3 separate regions of the Homo sapiens genome follow, and all the other regions are linked to region 2. Evidence: chromatin contacts called from ENCODE Hi-C or POLR2A ChIA-PET data. All regions are on one chromosome and are shown on one strand. Each heading gives the region's core, a stretch centred on a gene start or an enhancer-like site at or near the end of the contact. The rest is flanking DNA. Distances are from core to core; before and after follow the strand shown. Region 1 holds the start of SLBP (stem-loop histone mRNA binding protein). Region 2 holds the start of MYL5 (myosin light chain 5). Region 3 holds the start of RNF4 (ring finger protein 4).

Region 1 (4,377 bases), core at 1,076-3,575, 1.0 Mb before region 2:
AATCAGTCTCTTGTCCAATGAAACTGTAGTTATGGCTGGTGGAATAGGGGCTGGGGGATCAGTCAGCATCCGGTGGAACTGCAAATTGGTTTTTATTGTTTTGAGACAGGGTCTTACTCTGTCGCCCAGGCTGGAGTGCAGTGGCGCCATCTGGGCTCACTGTAGCCTTGACCTCCCAGGTTCAAGGAATCCTCCCACTTCAGCTTCCGAGTAGCTGGGATCACAGGCACACACCACCATGGCCGGCTAATTTTTTTGATTTTTAGTAAAGATGAAGTCTTGCTATGTTGCCCAGGCTGGTCTCGAATTCCTGAGCTCAAGCGATCCTCCCACCTCAGCCTCCCAAAATGCTGGGATTACAGGTGTGAGCCACAGTGCCTAGCCTTTTTGTTTAAGTTTTTTGTAAAGATAGGGTCTCGCTGTTACCCAGGCTGGTCTTAAACTCTGGACCTGAAGCAATCCTTTTGGAGGCTTCAGCCTCCCAAAGTGTTGGGATCACAGGCATGAGCCATCATCTCGGCCACTGCACTGTTCCAATATTGCTTAGCTCAAGGCCAGTGCTTATTGAGCTACTAAGAGGAAAAGAAAAGCAGTGTGGCAGTAGGAATATAGTTTAAATGTAGGGTGTGTGACTTAACCCTTGCCTGGCATGACCTTAGGTCCTATTCATAATTTGGTATCTTATTGCCACTGGTGTCCCCTTGACCGCAAGGGGGTCCATTCAGTTGTTGGGGGCTTAGGATTTTAATTTTTTTTGAGACAGAGTTCTGCTCTTGTTGCCCAGGTTGGAGTACAGTGGTGCAATCTTAGCCCACTGCCTCCCGGGTTCAAACAATTCTCCTGCCTCAGCCACCCGAGTAGCTGGGATTACAAGCATGCGTCACCATGCCAGGCTAATTTTGTATTTTTAGTAGAGACAGGGTTTCTCCATGTTGGTCAGGCTAGTCTCGAACTCCCAACCTCAGATGATCCTCCCGCCTCGGCCTCCCAAAGTGTTGGAATTACAGGCATGAGCCACCGCGCCCTGCCAGGATTTTATTTTTAGTTTACAGTGTTGAGGGTTATGGGATGCCCAGGGCCTGGGGAGGAAGGGGACAGGATGTGTCCGTCCTAGTCTGAGGATGACTTTTTTGAGTTCAAAAGGGGGCGGTGGACGCACCAAGGCACAGTCCTGAGGGCAGCAGGTGCAAAAGTCCGGCCCTCCCAGAGGTGTAAGGCCTTAGAGGGATCCCAAGCATCCCTGGGGCTCAGCCTCCTGGACCTGACCCCACTGCCCACTCTTTTGGCTGGTTCCACTCTCCCCTGCATCCCTCACGTTGTCCCCAACAGGAAGCTGTGGGAACCTGTTCTCAGGTGTAGTGCACCCGTTGGGGTTCTAGTTGGCTGGATCCGCGGGGCCGTCAGCTGCAACTGTGACGGCGGGGAAGCGGGACGGGATGGTGCGGATCTACAGGACCTCGCCTCCAGGTGGAACCTACCTGCTGAGCCAGGGATTCTTCAGGATACAAACCCAGTCAACTCCAGGCAGAGGGTGGGAGCGTCATGCACCGGCGACACAGTGGAGGACGTCATGGACGGGCAGGGAGGCAGCGGCAACCGAAACTAGCGGCTCAGTCGGTGGCCGGTGTGCGGTCAACGGCCAGGGCAGTGGGACCGGAAAGACTCAGTGTAGTTGTCAACTGTTGCGACCTAAAAGGTTACTCCAAAACTTTAAGCGGCTCAAAACAATAGACGGCGCGTACGGGGCCTGCAGCGGCCACGGGACCGTGGGAAGCAGTCAGTACCCGCCACAGGCCGCGCCTTCCGGGTTCCGGGTTCCGGGTTCCCGCCAGGGAGGAGACACGCCCCCACCTGGGCAGGAACCAAGCAGAGCCGCGCTCCACCCAGGCCGGAACCAATGGGAGATGCGCCACGACCCAGGCCGAGAAACGTGCCGCTTACCCTTCCCCCACGACCTGCGCCGCGTCGCGCGCGGCCGAATCTCCCGCCAAAGCTGCCCCCGCCCGCCAAGGCGCGACCTATCAGCGTCGCAGAGGCCCGCGGCGGCCCGGCCGCCTCAATCCCGCGGGTGGGGGCAACCTTTTCCTCAGGCCTCTCCTCAGCCCACGGCGTCCATCTGGCTCCCGAGCCGAGGGCCGGGCAGTCGGGCTTCGCGGCTGCCCGCGGTCCCGAGGCCTCGCCCTAGCCCCAGTCGGCTCGCGAGGCGCGCACAGCTGAGTGGACCCCTGCGGCGTGGCCCGATGGTCTCGCCCGACCCGGCGCGCGCGGGAGGCCGAGGGGCGGGGCCCGGCGCCCACATAAAGGCGGTTGGGGGCGGGGCGCGCAGAGCTCGTGAGCGCCGGCGCGGGGACGCGGGTTTCTGCCTCAGGCCCTGCCCTGCTCTACTCTGCGCTCTCTGCCCGCGCCGCCGCCGCCTCAGCCTCGGCCCTGCGCTGCGCGCCCGGCCCGTGCTGCCATGGCCTGCCGCCCGCGAAGCCCGCCGAGGCATCAGAGCCGCTGCGACGGTGACGCCAGGTGAGGCCGGGCTGCGCGGCGGGCGAGGGAGCGCGTGCCCCGTGGGGCGGGGGTTGTGCGGGGCCGGGGTGTGGGAGGGCGGAGGTTGTAAGGCGGTCCCGAACCTCCCGTGCCCAGCCGACCGCGTCCCTCCCCGCAGCCCGCCGTCCCCCGCGCGATGGAGCCTGGGACGGAAGCGCAGAGCCGACGGCAGGCGCTGGAGGCCCGAAGACGCCGAGGAGGCAGAGCACCGCGGCGCCGAGCGCAGACCCGAGAGGTGGGCGCGGGACCCGGGGGTCGGGGCGCGGTGGGGCCCTTGACGAGGCCGCGGGCTCCAGGGACCTCGTCGCGCTCTCGCGGTGCCGGGATCGGTCAGGTCGGCACCCTGCGTCCTTTTATCTTGGTCTCCGCGCGGCCCGTGGACTGGGGCGGCCGCAGCAGGCCTGGGAGGCGCTGGAACACTCCGGAAGCCTCTTGCCAGGATGGGAGTCAGCTGAACCGGCGTCAGCCCGAGTTAGCCAGTTCGAGTCTGTGTTGTGCTCCCGGGAGAGGTCAGGGTCTCTGACGAGCTTCTCGTGAACACGTGGAAGTCAGGGACACCCGAGTCCCGAGGAGAAGTGAGTTGACAGGGCTTACCTGCTTGGCCATTTTCTGGGTTAGGCAGTGTGCAGGGAGGGTGGAGATGCGAGCGAAAGGAGGGCTTGATGGGGTGGGACGGCCGAGGAGGGTCTGGAGGAAATAAGCAGGGGTGCCAGTGGTCGTAGTGGCGGGGCTTTTCGGGGCTGTGGTTAGAGAAAACTTCTCGAGGGGCTTTGGGGTGGCTCGTCCCGCACTGGGGGCTTGTTGCTCCTGAGTTCCCTGAAAGGCGTGGTGACTTGGCCGAGATGGAGCAGTGAAGGTGGAGGGAAATGCGTGGTTCGGGATAGGCTTCTGAAGGCAGGACCTGTGAGACTTGCTGATGGGTTGGGGATGGGAGGCGTGAAAGGAAAAAAAAAAATCGGACCCAACTTCACTGTGCCAAAAGGAAAAAATTATGCTGAGCGCGGAATCATGCAAGAAACTACCTTTGCGTTACTTTTTTTTTTTTTTTTTTTTTTTTAAAGACAGGGTCTCACTCTGTCTCACAGGCTGGAGTGCGGTGACGCGATCTTGGCTCACTGCAGCCTCCCCCTCCCGGGTTCAAGTGATTCTCCTGCCTCAGCCTCCCCAGCAGCTAGGATTACAGGCGCATGCCACCGCGCCCGGCTAACTTTTTGTATTTGTAGTAGAGACAGGGTTTCACCATGTTGACCAGACTGGTGTCGAACTCCTGACCTCAAGTGATCCACCCACCTTGGCCACCCAAAGTGCTGGGATTACAGGTGTGAGCCACCGCGCCCGGCCACCTTTGTGTTTCTTTTTTTTTTTCTAAGCAGATACCTACAGATACAAGATTAAATATCTCCACGGGTGAACTCTGTTCACTTTAAGTGGCGACTTACTGAGCACACTAGGAATACATAATTGACTATTCCCCTACCTGCTCCTTTTCTCTTGGAACATGTAGATCTTTCTCCTTCAACCTACTTTTCTCTTTTAAATATTGAAGCCCTGACAGTCATCTCTGGAGAAAGGCACAGACCACAGACTCTTTCTGTAATTTCGTGTTCTTCTAGGTATGTCCTTAACATTAGCTAAATTCCTAAAGCAATTGAGACCTGTCTCAGACACTTTTTGGTTTACACAGGAAAGAGGCATCAAGAATGACTCAAGCCTTTAGGTCTGAACGCTGTTGATTGGGGCCATTTGCTAAGATAGAGAAGATGGGCTGGAGCAGCTAGGCATGGGAAGTTGTGAGGCTTGAGAAGCTGCTTAGAGAAGCAAAGGAGATGTCAAGAAAGGTAA
Region 2 (4,230 bases), core at 1,362-3,861:
CTGCGTGGGACGCAGTAGGTAACAGGACCCAGGGCACCTGCCCCTCGGTGCTGCAGGGGCAGTGGTGGGAGTGACTATATGCAGCCACAACAGCAGGTGGGATCCCTGGGGGCGCCACCGTGTCTGCAAGGCTAAAAAGACAGGTGCCACTTGCATGTCTCTTGAGCAGAGGTCCTACCCCCTGAGGGACACATGGTCACAGTTGGCGTCCCCTGAGATGCTGCCTGGTGCCATCCCCAGGTCCAGCGGCCTCTATGAAGCACTGACTCCTGAGGTTGAGGACCCTGGAGGCATGACCTGCCCAGGAGGGACCTGGGGCCGACTGCAAGGTGTCAGGTGACCAGATGTGGAACCCTGGGGCTGGGAGCAAGGGCCAGGGCATCCCCTGCTGCCAGTCCAGTGGGGTCTGGGTGTGATCCTGAAGGGGCACTGCTGGGCTGCAGGAGTGGGGAGAACCACACCGAGGGGGGAAGCATGGTTGGGAGGCCCCCCGAGGCCACCGGGAATGTGAGAAGGGCTGCAGAGCCCCCTGCAGAGGGTTCCCAGGCCACTGGAGTCTGAGCACAGTGCTAAAGATAGCAGCAAGCCTGAGCCGGGGGAGTATCGGCTTCTGCACCCACAGCTGACCTGACAGCTGCAGAGGCCCCTGCGGGCGGTGTGCTGAGCCAGGTGGGACCCGTCCCACCACTAAGCTCTCAGGAAAGGCCTTGAGCAAAGGCAAGTCTCCATTGGCTTCAGGGGGTTTTCCCCAGGCCGTGTGTGTTTGCCCGCATGTTTTCTCTGCTGGTGCCCTGCCCCGCCCCACCTCTGGTGGAAGCTGCTGGTATGTCCCCCTCACCCCCTACCTTGGGCCCCAGAGACACTTATTTTTGATTCTGGAAGCAGGAGTTGCTGAGGAGTCTGGATTATTTTAAACTCCAGTGAAGGGAAAACCCATTGTCACCTGAGGCCGTCTGCCCTGGCGGAAGCGGGGGCTTGCCGAGGGCCAAGATGGTTCTGTGCCTTGTGGATCCAGTGTGCACCTGCGGCTTCCTCAGCGAGCAGTAGACACGGGGAGGGCTGGAGTTTGCTTCTGGCCCCCTGAGGACAGGGTTCAGGCAGAGGCCTCAGGCAGGAGTCTTCAGGGACTGCCAGCCAACCTCACAGAAGCTGGAGAAAAGATCAGGTGGCCCTACAGCAAGTACCTAACCTTTTTGGCGCCTGGGACAGGTTTCACGGAGGACAGTTTTTCCGTGTTGGGGAGGAAGGTTTCGGGATGAAACTATTCCACCTCAGTTCATCAGGCATTAGATTCTCACCAGAGCGCAATCCAGATCCAAGTGCGCAGCTCACAGTAGGGTTCACGCTCCTATGGGAATCTGATGCCCAGGCTGATCTGAAAGTGGGTGGAGCTCGGGCAATCATGCTCCCTCACCTCGTCCTGTGCTGCCCGGTTCCTAACGGGCCACAAGCTGGTACTGGTCTGCACCTGGGGGTTGGGGACCCCTGCCCTATAGGACTGGCCTTGGTATACCCAGCTCAGGAAACAGAGCCCAGTGACTTCCTAGTTTCTCAGCCAGAGAGGCCCAGGCCCTGGACCCCAGAGCAAGCCAGGAGAGGGGGCAGAGGCGACTTAGGCCCGGACAGGTAGCCCAGGCCGCCAGGATCACGGGTCCTCCCCATGCTTGCTTCAAGAGTCCTGGAGTTTGTGATGCTGCACCTTAGCGAGACCCGAGCCATAGTTCTCCAGTTGCTTCTGCCTGTAGCAGTGCAGGGCCAGGAGGGGACACAGGAGGCCTTGCGTCACTACTGCATGGGGCCAAAGGGGGCCCGAGGGTGGCCCAGCACGGGCAGCATGGCTGCCGCCAGGAAGACCCAGAACGTGGAGGGGGTGCCAGGCTCCTGCCTAGACTCCAAGCCTGGTGTCCATGGGGCTGGCGGGTCAGCACTTCGGGCACAGCGGGGAGGCTGCATAGGCACCGCAGGCCCCATCTCTGGGCAGCTGTGGGAGACACACAGCTACCGGGAGGTGGACAGAGGCCAGCAAAGACCAGTGTGGGGCTCAGTGGTCCCCAGGCCTGGGCCGGGGCAGGCCCTTGGAGCCGTGGAGTCCTGAGGCCTGGAGTCGGGGGACCCAGGGAGCAGCCTCTGTTGGGGGCTGGTCTTCCCAAGAAGATCCCAGCCCCTCTTCGGGACAGAAGTGATGGGGCATCCTGGGGTGAGGAAGCTCCAGCTCCGGGATGAAGGGCGCCCCGTGCTCCCGGGCAGAGCAGCCGCAGGAAGAGGGGCCTGGAGGCCATGCTCCCGCGGGCCGCGGAATCCAACGCGGCCCGGCCGGCGACAGACACTACTGCCTTGTAGGAGAAGGACCTGCCCGGGGAGCCACCTGCACTCGGCTCACACTCCGCTCCCAGGACCCCCAGGTCCCTGCCCAGGCCACCCTCGGGTGGGCGCGGTCCGCGGGGCTGGACCCGCCCGAGCCGCCCTGACCTCAGGCCTCCGACGCTCCGCGCAAGAAGACAGAGTGCGCCCCGGCCCGCAGTCTGGGGTGTGGACACACGGCCAGGACGCGGACGGCGGGGCCTCGGCAGCAGCGCGGGGAAACAGCGGACCCCCAGCCCTGCGGGGAAAGGAAACCCCCCGCCCACTCGGCGCAGATCCCGCCTCACGCAGCAACTGCGCAGGCGCAGCCGATGATCCTCCGCGCACTCCCCAGCCTTTGTGCGCGTGCGCCTCACGTGACGTCACCGCCGCGCGGGGGCGCGCAGTCACCCTTCGGTCGCCAGGGGGCGCGGCCCCCCGCTCTCTCGCCGCTGACGGCGCATGCGTGCGCCCAGCTCCGCCTTTGCCTCCAAGGCTTTGCTGGCTTGTGCGGCATCCTGCTCCGTCTGCAGGTTGTGCTTCCGGTGCGGAGGTCAGGGACAAGATGGTGCCACCGGTGCAGGTCTCTCCGCTCATCAAGGTGATCCAGGCTTTGCAGCCGCCGCCCAGTGCTCTGGGCCCCCCCGTGTCCCGCCCCGCAGCTCCGACCCCGCGGGCTGCGACCCCCGGCCCCCGCCCCCATGATCCTCGCCCCGTGACCCTCGCCCGGCGACCGGACCCCCACCCCTCCTGCGACCTCTGCCCAGCGACCCCGCCCCCCCTCCTCCCGCGACCCCCGTCCCGCGAGCCCCGTTTCGCGCCGCCTCTGACCAACCTCTTTCGCAGCTCGGCCGCTACTCCGCCCTGTTCCTCGGTGTGGCCTACGGAGCCACGCGCTACAGTGAGTGACCGCGGGCGGGGCCGGGGCGGGGTCTGCTCGGCTTTCCTGTGGAGCTCCTGTGCTATTTGGAGAACTCCAGCTCTGGAAGGGGGCTTGGGACGCATGCGAGGCTGCAGGACCGTGTCCTCCACCGAGCGTGACCCCGATAGTGGAATCAGCTCACCCAAAGCTCAGGCTTCTGAGGCCCGGGCGGGGGACTCGAAAACGGCTGCTTCTTGGTGAAAACGGGTGCTAAATGGCTGTTCGAGTGCTGAGGTCTTGATGGGAGGCAGTCCCTGTTCGCAGAGGACGAGTGAGCCAGTGCGTGAGCGGGTGGGCAGCAGGGGCCCTGTAGCCTCTGGGTTGGACTCGTCAGGGTGAAGGTCAGGCGTTGACTCGCATTAACATAAAGAGCGGGAACAGCAGGTGCGTCTGGTTTACAGCGTCGCTGAAGATACCTTGACCTGTGGACTCAGTTCCTTTTGTACAGCATTTCCAGTGAATTTTATTCTCCTGCATTCCGCCAAACAGATTACCTAAAACCTCGGGCAGAAGAGGAGAGGAGGATAGCAGCAGAAGAGAAGAAGAAGCAGGATGAACTGAAACGGATTGCCAGAGAATTGGCAGAAGGTACGAGTGACACTGGCTCTTATAGATTGTCCCTCCCAGGTTTGTGCAGGGATAAGGAAAATGGAGGAGGACATTTAAGCAGAGCTAAGTAGATGCGGATTGTTTAAAAATGGGGAAGCTGGCCAGGCGTGGTGGCTCATGCCTGTATCCCAGCACTTTGGGAGGCCAAGGCGGGCAGATCACCTGAGGTTAGGAGTTCAAGACCAGCCTGACCAACATGGTGCAACCCTGTCTCTACAAAAATTAGCCGGGCATGGCCCGGTGCGGTGGCTCATGCCTGTAATCCTAGCACTTTGGGAGGCTGAGACAGGCAGATTGCCTGAGCTCTGGAGTTCGAGACCAGCCTGGGCAAGATGGTGAAACCCCATTTCTACTAAAAT
Region 3 (4,236 bases), core at 1,377-3,876, 1.8 Mb before region 2:
TCCAGACCACTAAAACTTTCTCCCTATCAGCAATAAGGCTGTTTGGCTTATCATTCATGTATTCATTGGAGTAGCATTTTAATTTCAAGAACTCTTCCTCTGCATTCACAACTTGGCTAACTGTCATTCAGCACAAGAGGCCTAGCTTTTGGCCTATCTCAACTTTTGATACGCCTTTCTCACTAAGGATAAACATTTCTTAACTTCACTTAAAGTAAGAGAGATTCAACTGACTGCTCCTTTTGCCTGGACACTGTAGGGTCACTGACTGGCCTAATTTCAATATTGTGTCTCAAGGAATTGAGAGGCCTGAGGAGAGAGACTGGGAACTGCCAGTCAGTGGAGCTGTTAGTACACACCCAACTTTTACCAATTAAGTTCACTGTCTTATATGAGTGCTATTCATGGTAACCCAAAACATTGATCACAGGTCACTATAACAGATGTAACAATGAAAAGGTTTGGGGCTGGGCATGGTGGCTCATGCCTGTAATCCCAGCACTTTGGGAGGCCGAGGCAGGCGGATCACTTGAGGTCAGGCGTTCGAGACCAGCCTGGCCAATATGGTGAAACCCCGTCTCCACTAAAAATACAAAAATTAACTGGGTGTGGTAGTACATGCCTGTAATCCCAGCTACTCCGGAGGCTGAGGCAGGAGAATCACTTGAGCCCAGATGGCAGAGGTTACAGTGAGACCGAGAACACGCCAGTGCACTGCATCCTGGGTGACAGAGTGAGATTCCACCTCAAAAAAAAAAAAAAAAAAAAAGTGTGAAATATTGTGAATTACCCAAACGTGACACAAGAGACACAAAGTGAGCACATGCTGTTGGAAAAATGGCTGGCATTTACAGACTTGCTCGATGAATCCTTGCTATAAACCTTCACCTTGCAAAAAAAAAAAGGCAGTATTTGCAAAACACAATAAAATGAGTTATCTCTTATTCCCTCCATCCTCACCCAGCTACAGGAGGACCACGACTGTTTACTGCTGTATTCCAAGCAGAAAGGTTGGCATACAGGAGACCTCAAAAATACGCTACTTTGATCTTGAGGAGAGTGAAAAATCTTACTCATTTTATGTACAAAGCACAGATGTGCATACATTATATAAAAAGAAATAGTTTACGTATGGCATTAAGATTTCATGAAGATTAGAAAAACAATGTTTACAAAAGGTCCTTACAAAGGTAGTAATTCAAGAAAAGATCAATAAACGATGTGTTAAAGTAAGATTTTTGGAAGCTCAAATTCAGGCAATACAAAAGCCAGCAATATATCTTGCTACTCGAATGCCTCTATTTCACCTCAAACTCACAGATAAAACTGAACCCAATATGTCCTTGTCCATTAAAAAGCAAATCACCAAGAAAGTAACAAAAGATTCCCTTCAATGTCTCTTTTATTGACAGTGGTCCCAAAACTCCTGGTCAATGAATTCAAAACCCAAATCTTGCAGGTAGGACTTAACCTCATCTGCTGCCAAATAGCTGGCTATGTGACCTTGGGCAGACCACTTCACTTTTCTGGACCTCAGTCTCCCCAGTCAGTTGGACAGTCTAAGCCAGGCTCCAGAGCTGAGACCCTACGTCTGGCTCAAGAACTTGGTGCAGAAACAGAACGAAGATTATTAAGTTTGTGAACGTCTATGGGAACTGACAAGTGAAAGACAAAAGCTGAAATCCCTACCAAAACGGCTTGCCCAAGCTCTATCCTTTTCCCTCTTCCCTCGATGGATCAAAGGCGGAAAAGCGGTGTTTACTAGCAACTCTGTTTCGGGTCGTGAGAATCTTCATACACCTGTCTATAGGCGCGCCAGAGCGGTGAAGGGCCCGAGCGGTGCAGGGCTGGGCCGCAAGCCTCACAGTCGCACGTTCCACCAACCACCAGCCGGGGCCCGGAAGCGCGCCCGGAAATCGAGGCCCTACTAAGTTTTAGACTGCGACCTCGGCGCCCCCACGGTCAGGCCCGCACCCGTACTCAGATCCTCCCGACCTACAAAAGGCCCCGCCACGCGGCCCACGCACCCCGGCAAACTCGCAGGCCCCACGATGGCGGGGCGGCGGCGCGAACACACAAAGGAGGCGTCGTCAGCGGGGAACAAAAACCCTGCCCGGGTCTTCCCCCTAACAGCACATCCTGCCCGACTTTCCAAGTGACCTTGGGGGCGTTCCTGCCCCTCCCAGAGTCTCAGTTTCCCTTCCTAGGCTAGGAACTAAGCCCCATGGCCGCGGCCCCCCAGGGTGAGCCGAGACCCAGACGCAGACCTCCTAACTTCTGTTGCCCGCGCCAAGCCGGGCTCGGTGCGCCCGCGCGGACGGCAGTGCGAGCGACCAGAGCTGGCTCGAGGTCCCGGGCTGCAAAGCCTCGGCTGGGTCAAGCCGCGCAGCGCGGCTCCCCCAAGAGGCGCGGGCCGAGGCCTCTGTAGGCCGCGAAGCTGCCTAAACCTCGCATCTGCAAGGCCCTGACTTACCGCTGCTTTCCCGCAAAGCTCGGCCTAACCTGGAGCTAGTTAGGTCCGCAGGCGCCACCGCCGGCGCACTCCGGAGAAGAAGCTCCTTCTTCAGCCGCCCAGGAGAGCTCCTCGAGAAAGATGCCGCCGCCTCAACAGCAACCCACTTCCGCTTCGGAGGCCTCGGCTCCGCCCCCCATCATGTCCCCATTGGCCGCCCGCCTACTCTACTTCCGCGGTCGGCCGGGTAAGGACAAATTTTTTAATCCTATTGGATAAGAAAACCATCTGTTACCACTTTAAAACGCGCCTCTTTCCGCCCCCGCCCACAATCGAGCGCACTAACTCGCACCTTCCGGCAAGAGACGGCGCGGGCGCGCCCCGCCCGCAAGGTTTTTCGGGAGTCACGGTCTGAGGGCGACCCGGGCGACCCGGTCGCCCGTGCCCGGCTGCCACTGACCGCTCCAACGCCGCCAGGGACGACCCGCCAGCTGCCTCCGGAGCCGAGCAGGCCCCGAACCTTCCCATTCCTAGATTTCCAGCCGCACAACAGCCGCGGTGCCCCTGGCTCGACGCAGCTGGCCGGAGGCGCGGAGCTGGTCGTTCGTCCCGCCCGCCGTTCCGCGCCCCTCTCCCGGCTCTTGTTTCCTCGCCTCTTAACGAGGCCTTTGTGAGGAAGGTTGCTGGGCCTTGGGACTCTGACGATCGGCTGGAAACCAGGCCTGGCCCTGTTTCAGCATCCCCGCGTGCCAAGCCCTGGGCCGGCGTGCGGGTCCCTGCCCCTGCGAGGAAGCTGGGACTTTTGCAGGCCTGGGTGGAGACGTGTACATAACAGAGGAAGAGTGTGGAGGATTGGAGGACTCAGGGCAGCACGGCAGAGGTGCATGCAGGTCCCCGGTCGGACTGGAGAATGGGCGGTGGGTTTCTTGAGCTCCAGTCCCTGAGCTCGACTTTGACGTGGGTTTAGCAACCAGGAAAAAAGCCCACCTTGTCCCTGCTGCCTGAGAATACCCAGACCTTAGTCCATGGCCAGCATCTCTGGTCCCTCGGCACCCTCAGGCAACGTGAAGGTCACCCCAAATGCCTTGGGTTACATTGTTTCCTTACAGTGAGTTTGTTTGTTTTAGTGGCGCGATCTCGGCTCACTGCAAGCTCTAACCTCCTGGGTTCACGTGATTCTCCTGCCTCAGCCTCCCGAATAGCTGGGATTACAGGCGCCTGCCACCACGCCCGGCTAATTTTCTTTGTATTTTTAGTAGAGATGGAGTTCCATCATGTTGGCCAGGCTGGTCTCGAGCTCCTGACCTCAGGTGATCCACCCTCCTTGGCCTCCAAAAGTGCTGGGATTACTGGTGTGAGCCACCTCGCCCGGCCACCTTACAGTGAGTTTCTAACCTCGAAAATGGAGTCAAATAACGGAATGACAAGGCAGATAGAAACCAGAGCATTAACGTTTTTGTGTTGCATTTACAAACAATATGTGTTTGCTATTTTTCGTAATTGTAAGGAAATCTGGCATGGTAGAGTATCTGATAGATAAATGTAATTCTCATGTAAAATATCTAAGTATTTGTGTTTTTTGTTTGTTTGTTTGTTTGTTTTGAGACGGAGTCTCGCTCTGTCGCCCAGGCTGGAGTGCAGTGGCGCGATCTCGGCTCACTGCAAGCTCCGCATCCCGGGTTCACGCCATTCTCCTGCCTCAGCCTCCCAAGTAGCTGGGACTACAGGCGCCCGCCACCACGCCTGGCTAATTTTTTTTTTTTTGTATTTTTTAGTAGAGACGG

The links. A loop is a pair of places that touch in the nucleus more often than their neighbours do. ChIA-PET counts read pairs that join two places held with the same protein, here RNA polymerase II (POLR2A). Pooled maps may share reads with other maps.
Region 1: a loop to region 2 is called in a map of OCI-LY7, with 6 times the contacts of the local background. The contact joins the promoter of SLBP here to the promoter of MYL5 in region 2. A Hi-C loop is called at or near these places in 2 of 168 maps with a recorded cell type or tissue (OCI-LY7 and ascending aorta) and 11 of 50 pooled maps.
Region 3: a map of ovary shows a loop between it and region 2 (7-fold over the local background). The contact joins the promoter of RNF4 here to the promoter of MYL5 in region 2. A Hi-C loop is called at or near these places in 1 of 168 maps with a recorded cell type or tissue (ovary) and 1 of 50 pooled maps. POLR2A ChIA-PET finds 5 or more read pairs at or near these places in 1 of 52 experiments (activated naive CD4-positive, alpha-beta T cell).

Annotation. Positions count from the first base shown.
Region 1 is chr4:1,710,267-1,714,643 of GRCh38, reverse strand. It overlaps SLBP (stem-loop histone mRNA binding protein), which reads left to right and starts at 2,325. Exons shown (of 8, transcript NM_006527.4): 1 at 2,325-2,514; 2 at 2,654-2,770. The coding sequence starts at 2,456. RefSeq lists an enhancer at 1,489-1,778 and silencers at 1,909-2,818, 2,829-2,948.
Region 2 is chr4:672,923-677,152 of GRCh38, reverse strand. It overlaps MYL5 (myosin light chain 5), which reads right to left and starts at 2,611. Exons shown (of 9, transcript NM_002477.2): 1 at 2,470-2,611; 2 at 944-1,080. ATP5ME (ATP synthase membrane subunit e) reads left to right here and starts at 2,877. Exons shown (of 4, transcript NM_007100.4): 1 at 2,877-2,941; 2 at 3,187-3,241; 3 at 3,752-3,850. The coding sequence starts at 2,906. It also overlaps a transcript of SLC49A3 not described here. RefSeq lists enhancers at 2,041-2,110, 1,988-2,745 and a silencer at 2,321-2,590.
Region 3 is chr4:2,467,496-2,471,731 of GRCh38, reverse strand. It overlaps RNF4 (ring finger protein 4), which reads right to left and starts at 2,626. Exons shown (of 8, transcript NM_002938.5): 1 at 2,474-2,626. It overlaps LOC107986250 (a long non-coding RNA gene), which reads left to right and starts at 2,781. Exons shown (of 2, transcript XR_001741551.3): 1 at 2,781-3,332. RefSeq lists enhancers at 1,984-2,103, 2,148-2,720, 2,404-2,763 and a silencer at 2,914-3,083.